Linked DNA regions of Homo sapiens: regions 2 and 3 are each linked to region 1. A link is a loop called in an ENCODE intact Hi-C map of the cell type or tissue named here. Cell type or tissue: IMR-90. All regions are shown on one strand.

Evidence for each region. A loop is a pair of places that touch in the nucleus more often than their neighbours do. Peaks named below come from ENCODE experiments on the same cell type or tissue, not always from the same donor. Only the 100,000 strongest peaks of a DNase experiment are listed, where the experiment ranks them.
Region 2: a loop joins it to region 1, with 27 times the contacts of the local background. A loop is called at or near these places in 73 of 110 quality-filtered maps.
Region 3: a loop joins it to region 1, with 22 times the contacts of the local background. A loop is called at or near these places in 2 of 110 quality-filtered maps.

What each region holds. Positions count from the first base shown.
Region 1 is chr6:37,690,890-37,693,389 of GRCh38, reverse strand. All of the region lies in intron 1 of MDGA1 (MAM domain containing glycosylphosphatidylinositol anchor 1), which reads left to right. Among named protein-coding and RNA genes, the nearest start is that of MDGA1, 5.7 kb to the left of the region's middle. In IMR-90, a CTCF peak has its summit at 1,195 (motif pointing right); a DNase peak (open chromatin) is centred at 1,759.
Region 2 is chr6:37,324,739-37,327,238 of GRCh38, reverse strand. All of the region lies in intron 12 of TBC1D22B (TBC1 domain family member 22B), which reads right to left. Among named protein-coding and RNA genes, the nearest start is that of RNF8, 28 kb to the left of the region's middle. In IMR-90, a CTCF peak has its summit at 1,328 (motif pointing left); a DNase peak (open chromatin) is centred at 1,308.
Region 3 is chr6:37,302,806-37,305,305 of GRCh38, reverse strand. The region is part of intron 8 of TBC1D22B (TBC1 domain family member 22B); the gene reads right to left. Among named protein-coding and RNA genes, the nearest start is that of TMEM217B, 46 kb to the right of the region's middle. RefSeq lists a silencer at 1,076-1,125. In IMR-90, a CTCF peak has its summit at 1,206 (motif pointing left); a DNase peak (open chromatin) is centred at 1,175.

The DNA of each region.
Region 1 (2,500 bases):
AGATGTTGAATAATTTGACAAGAGCAACACAGCTTACAGAATTATCACTAAGTCAGGTTTTTTTCCCTCCTCTGGGGAGCACGGAGAAGGAATTTCAGGAAGTGAGTGTCCCAGTGTCATCTCCCGGGTGTTGATCTGGGTGTGGGCACTTGAGGTTTTTCACTGGAGTTCCTACCCCATGCCTTGAAACTTTGGTTTCCTGGGGCTAACAGAGGCTTGGGGTTCTCTTTTGTCCTCGAGAAGCTCCGTGCTTCTGTTCCTTCTTTCTTTTCACTTACAGAAATTGCACAAGCGAGGGGGAGCACTTTGTGTCCACAAATCCAAGCTGCTTTGTTTGCTTTGCTGGTGTTACCTCCCCATCCCAAGTTGATTTTGGCCCTTTAGCCAGTGTGAGGGGTCCCCAGACCCTTGGTGTCAGGCTGGAGAGCCCCCGCCTTAGGGTCAAGATCCTCATGATGTCCCATCCGACATTACAGGATGGGAATCTGCTTCATGGGTGGGCGGGGGCTCTAGGTCAGGGGAGGAGGTCGGTTAGAGAGGATTTTGTTAGCAGGAAAGCATCCTTGAGGGGGTGGGCAGGGGAGAGCTGAGAGCTACTTGGCTAGGCCTGGCTGTGAGCTGCTGGGACCAAGGTGGCAAAGCCTCATTTAGAGCCTGGTATATTAGCTCTGCTTTGCTGGAACATGGAGGGACAGGCTGGGGGGGAAGGGGGGTGGAATCTGTAGGGAGAATGGAGGGAGCTAATCACAGCCGCCAAGGCCCGGCAAATGAATGATGCAGGAAATCAATACCTGGGGGCGGGAGTGGAAATCCGGGCAGTGGTAGCAGCCCCAGCTTCTCCCAGCTGCCCAGGAGGCATGGGGGAGGGCCTGGGAGGAGTGAGACAGAGGCAGGAATGTGGAAGACACCCCCACCCCAAACACCACTGCCCCCACGTCCCTGCCACTCCCCCCTGCCCCCCTCCCCACTTTCATCTCATGGCTGGGCTCATGAAAGGTGGGCTAGGAGATGACCCACCCGGTGAAGACAGAGGACCTAGGAGATGAAGTCTTGGGCCTCTCAGTCCTGGAAGAGCCCTGCCTCACCTCCCACCTCCGGACATCTGAGCCTGACACGGTCCCAGGTATCGGGTGTGTGTGTAACTGCCTACGGGCCCTGCCCTGTGCGGCAGCTGCTGCCGTTCCAGATGTGGCCAGCAGGGGGAGGGCTTGGCCGCCACATTGCATCTTGCCTTTCCTGGGCTCCTGTGGGCCTCACCCTATCTGAGGGATGAGTTATGCTCATTCCTCAACCTGGGGCTGAAAAGGGTTCCTTAGGGCCTTCTGGAACTCCAAGCCTCCCTCCAGCTCCCACGTACCCACCCCGGTGTCCCTAGGCACCTGCCCGTAGCCAAAGCCGCACTTGCTGTAATCTCAGATGAATCAGGTTTTCCCTAGGCGCCAGCTGGATGCTGGGGCTCAGCTTAGCCTAGTGGGCTCTTGCTCTGGTAAGGCTGTGGCAAGGGGAATGGGGGTGCTTGTGCCCTTGCAGAAACGCCTCTGTATAAACCTGGCGCATGGCCCCTCTTCTGCATCTTCTCCCTGTGGTCAGAAGACCCTGCTTTGCAAGCATACATCTGCTGCTAGAAGGTACTATGTACCAAGGGGCTTCTCTGGTATTTAAATGCTGATACAGGAGGCAAGAGCAAGGCTTAGCTCAAAGGAATGAATATTTTTGTTTTTCAACAATGAAATCTCATTTTTCCTCAAGTCTATGAATAACACTATGAGTAACTACTATGAGTAACATGTGCTCTTTGCAAAACAATCAAGGAATACATAAAAGTATAAAGAAAGAAAGTAAACCTCACTTGATAACCCACCATTCGTTTGGTCATGGTTTTTTCAGGGATCCTTTTGTGTGAGGGGGAATGAACCTTTTAGGGAGGATTGTTGGTCAGAACAACAATCCCTTATAAGTGTGTAAGTGCCACATGACTTACCAGGCATTTTCATGCCTCTGCAGCCTTTGCTTCCATGACGTTCTGAGAGGTCAGCACAAGGGGTACTATTGTCTCCATTGAACAGATGAGAAAACTGAGGTTCCAAGAGTTTTAGTGACCTGATCAACATTGCACAGCTGGTAAGAAGTAGCCCTAAGACTCAGTCCCACCGGATCTTCTGATTTGCAGGGAAGGAAAGCAGTGTGGTGTTCCTTTCACTCATCATTCATTAAATGTTCACTGAGCCTCTACCTTGAGTAAGACTCAGTTCTGGACATTGGCAGGGCTACTGAGATGAATAAGATGGAAGGAGAAGGGGAATCACATGTAAGGTAGGGGGAGATTTTGATAAATGTCATGTAGCAAGGGCGGATAAAAGGTTGTGAGAATTTGAAGGTTGAAGTAATTGCTTCCAAGGCCTTGTGGAAAAGAGAGCATTTGAACTGGCCTTGACAAATAGAAGTAAGGATTGAGAGGGGCATTCCAGGTGGAGGGCACATTGTGGCAAAGGCCTGGAAG
Region 2 (2,500 bases), 370 kb after region 1:
CCAAAGTGCTGGGATTACAGGCGCGAGCCACCGCGCCCGGCCCTATCTCAACTTATTTTTTAAAATGTTGACCTTGGACCATACTACATGCCCCCACCCCCATGCCACCATGTACTCCCTGGCCTCTGGCCCCTTTTACCCATCTCTGCTGCTTCCTACCTCCTTCCCGCACCATGTCCCTATCCCACAACAACTGGAAAAGGTGTTGCCTCTTTTTGCTAACATTCTCCTCAGGTAGACCACTTGTATCCTAAGTTAGGCAGGCTCTCTTTATAATGGTCTCAGTCTTTTCTGTACCTTAGACTCTTGGGCTGTCTGGTGAACCCCATCAATCTCCTCAGAATAATGGTTTTAAATATTAATACATAAAATAAAATGCATACTAATCAATTTTTTTAAAATTTGTGATATTCACCTCTGTGTGGTAAGATTTCTTTTTCTGTTTTTTTTTGAGACGTAGTCTCGCTCCGTCACCCAGGCTGGAGTGCAGTGGCATGATCTTGGCTCACCACCACCTCCACCTCCCAGGTTCAAGCAATTCTACTGCCTCAGCCTCCTGAGTAGCTGGGACTACAGGCATGAGCCACCATGCCTGGTTAATTGTTTTTTATTTTTAGTAGAGACGGGGTTTCACCGTTAAGCCAGGATGATCTCAATCTCCTGACCTCGGGATCTGCCCACCTCGGCCTCCCAAAGTGCTGGGATTACAGGCGTGAGCCACTGTGCCCAGCCTAAGATTTCTTACTGGAATTTTCTAAATTTTTCTATGATGGTTACATACACTTGCAAACTGATAACAAACAAGAACAGCCAACAAAGGACATAGCTCTCTAGAAGAGAATACTTTTTTTTTTTTTTTTTTGAGGCGCAGTCTCACTCTGTCACCAGGCTGGAGTGCAGCAGCAATCTTGGCTCACTGCAACCTCCAACTCCCAGGTTCAAGCGATTCTCCTGCCTCAGCCTCCTGAGTAGCTGAGATTACAGGTGCGCGCCACTGCACCCAGCTAATTTTTGCATTTTTAGTGGAGACTGGGTTTCACCATGTTGGCCAGGATGGTCTTGATCTCTTGACCTCGTAATCTGCCCGCCTCAGCCTCCCAAAGTGTTGGGATTACAGGCGTGAGCCACCGCGCCCAGCCGAGAATACTCTTTGTTGAGATGAGATCTACCTATAATTTCCAATTCTTCCAGTCTTAACAGAAACCTCTCAAAAGCTTCCAAATAATTCCACCCCTGCACAAGTGAATGTCCCCACTTCCCCCAAGGGAAGTGATGCTTAGCCGTAAGGAACCACTCTGCCACCTGGTGGCTATGCCTAAAACTGCAACATCCCCACCTCTAGCCCCGACCCTAGTCTACCACCTGCTGTCCTCATGCTGCAACAATGGGAAACCCTGCCCAGTGGATTAAAAAAGTAGAAACTCACTTTGGGAGGCAGAGTTGGGTGGATTGCCTGAGCTTAGGAGTTCGCGACCAGCCTGGCTAACATGGTGAAACCCCATCTCTACTAAAATACAAAAAATTAGCTGGGCGTCATGGCGTGCCCCTGTAGTCCCAGCTACATGGGAGGCTGAGGCAGAAGAATTGCTTGAACCCGGGAGGCAGAGGTGGCAGTGAGCCAAGATTGTGCCACTGCACTCCAGCCTGGGCGACACAGTGAGACTCCATCTCAAAAAAAAAAAAAAAAAAAAAAAAAAAGTAGAAACGATAATTATGGCTGGGGGATGAAGGTGCTAATCACAAATCAGGAGCTTTTATCTAGGGGCAGAGAAGAGACACTACCGGGGCAGGGAACAACTGAAGATTTGTTACAAAGCCAGTTCATGGGAGCACTTAAGTATCACATGCAGTCAGATGAGATACTATAGTCAGGAGGAGGAGAAAGCTTGTAGGGCAAGTATCAGAAAGAGATTCCCAATTAATAGAAAGGGAGCAAACACCCTTTGTAGAAAACAGTTGGAAATGGCTGAAATAGCAGAAAAGGGCCAGGCACAGGTACCTGCTGAAAATTCACACAGGAAAAGGCAATATGGCAGAGAAGGACTTTGAGCCACATGTGATGGGTGGAAAAAAAACAATTAGGTAAGAGGCCAAAGGTAAAGATAATGGGTAATAAGCAGAGACTTTGAAAAGGGAAAGGTATAGGAAAATTCCACTGCAGACTGTCCAATAAAGGTGGGAGAATAATTGAGGAGGAAGAGGAAGAACACCAAAGATAATCAGTATAACGGCATTTATTATTTATTGAGCACTTATTACATAACAGATGGGGCTCTAGATGTTTCACATGTACTTTGTACTAGTTTGTTTAATCCTACATCTACTCTATGAGATACATATTAACTTCCATTTTACAGATGAGGAAATTGAGGCACAGAGGTTAAGGAACTTGCCTAGGGTCACAGGGTAGTGCTAGCCAGGGATTTGAGCCCAATCTGGGCATGTGCTCATAATTACTAGACTATATACTGCCTGCCCTGGTGTGAGAAGAGAAGTAAGG
Region 3 (2,500 bases), 390 kb after region 1:
ATATGAAGTTCACATTTTAAAAAGCAGAAAAGGAATGGCCTCTTGAGACAATAATAAAGTTTGTCCAGTTTCATCTTTGGCCTAGCCAGACAGGGAGGAACAGACTGGGCAAAGCTGATGCAAAGAGTCAGATGTAAGATGGAGGATGCCGCCTCCCAGGACTGAGCGTGGGGGGCGAGCACAATCCACAACAGCCCAGGAGCAAGACAAGACAACAGGATCCACACTACCTTTTCTTTGAAAATGTGAGTGTTGACTATCAAAAATTAACTGCACAGCTCCCTCCCTTACCTCCTTCAGGGCTCTGCTCAAATGTCATCTCCTCAGTGTGAAGGCGGCTCACCACCCGGTTTAAAACCTGCCTCCTGCTCCCACACTTGCCAGCATGGCACATCCCTGTCCCTCTTTCTTGCTTTGTTTCTATCCATAGCACTTATCTCAATCCTACAAATATCTGTTTTTTCAGTTGATTGTCTGTTTCTGCCCACCAGAAATTAAACTAAGAAAGCGATTTTTTTAAAAAAGTAGAATTACGCATAGTAAACTGCACATATGTGCACAGTTCTATGAGTCTTGACACATGTTTATGTCTATGGTTTAAAAAAAAAATGCCCCCATCCAAATAGAGAATATTTCCATCACCCCGGAAATGTTTCCTTATGCTCATTCTCAGCCCACCTCCCACCATAGGTAAACTTTGCTCTCATTTCTATCGCCATAGATAAGCTTTACCTATTTTTAACTCCATATAATGTGAATCATACAATATATATATTTTTTGGTATCTGGCTTCTTTCATTCTGTTTCATGGTTTCTGAGACTCTTCCATGTTGCTGTACTACTAATAGTACGTTCTCATTTATTGCTGAGTACTGCTCTGTGGTATGGATATCTGTTCTCATATTAGCTGATATTAGGGTTGTTTCATTTTATGTCTGTATAAAGTTGCTGTGAATATGTTTGTGCATGTCTTTTGGGGCTATAAGCCTTCATTTTCCTTGAATAAATACCTAGAAGTAGAAGGCAGGGTTTTTGTCTACTTCGTTTATGGTCATAAACCCCAGTGCCTAGAGCAGTGCCCTGCACATGTGGGTGCTCATCAAAGACTTGTTGACTAAGTGGTGGTGCTCCACCTCCATCCCTTAGGGGAGAGAGAACTTTCGGCTAATTCAGCACAGTATCAGAAAAGTGTAACTCACTGCCCTCCAGTGGCCAAGCCTAGTGAAGCTGTACTAATTTCTGAGTATTCTGCAGTTATGGAATTTTCATTCTCTCATTCATCTGGACATGTGTGGAATGCCTATTTTGGACACCAAAATGAAGGTACTGGGGATATGAAGATGTTTAAAATACTCTTTGGCCTCAAAGAATCAGAAAGTCTGGTGGCAGAGAGTAGGAGGGAAACACAAACAACTAGCGAGGTAAAGTGCCACAGGAGAAATCTACAGAGTGACAGAAATAGCACTATTAGATGCCGGGGGTCAGGGGGACCCCAGGGAAGGCTTCTAGGAGGAAGGGGAGTCTTAAAGGGTGCACAAAGATTAGCTCAGGAGATAAAGAGGTGGTGCAGGACAAGGCTTTACATTTACAATGTCCATTTTGGATTGTTGAGTTTAAGGGGCGAAGCAGGGAGCAGGTCACAGGGCCTTTACATGCCAAGTTAGAAAACCTGGACATTTAACCTATAGGTGATGGAATGCTAAGGAAGGATTTTTGTCAGAGGAGTTCTGTGGGCGAGTCTCTGTTTGAATGGTGTGCAAGATGGGTTTGAAGGAGATAAAACCGGGGGTGAGAAAACATGCTTGGCTGGTTCAGCAATCCAGGCCTGACCTAGGGCGTGCATAGTGAGAATGAAGAAGAAGCAGATTAAGAAACATTTAGGACGTAAAATCACCAGAGCTTTGTAAATGATTGGATATGGAAGAGTAAGGAAACAGAATCATGAACAATTCTTAGCATTTCTGACTTAAGTGACAGGAAATACTGCCAACTAAGAGAAAAGGGTGCCTGGGTAAGGGAAGGAGAAGAGCCAAACACCGAGTCTGAGGAGCCTAAGAATAGCAAAGATTGCCTAAAAATAACTGTTCCCTTCTTCCTCCTTGGTGACAGGACCCCTAAGTGTATTGGCCACCTAAGACAGACTGTTTCTCAGCCTCACTTGCTGCTAGGTGTGCCCACGAGATTAAGTTCAAACAAAAGAGAATCAAGCCCCAGAGTCATGCACAGCTTTCAGAAATGTTCTTAAACAGAAGAAGTATGCCTTGCTTCCTTTCCTTCTCCATACTGGCTGGAATATTGATGTGATGGCTGGAGCACAAACAGCTCTTGGATCATGAGAAAGAAACCACATGCTGAAGACTGCAGAATGAGAGAGAGCAACCTGGATCTCTGATATTTTGGAGCAGCAGATAAGCCCCAGATCACTCACCTCTGGACTTTTAATGTGAGAGAAATAAGCTTTTCTATCTTACTTAAGGAACTGTTACTTGGGTTCCCTGTT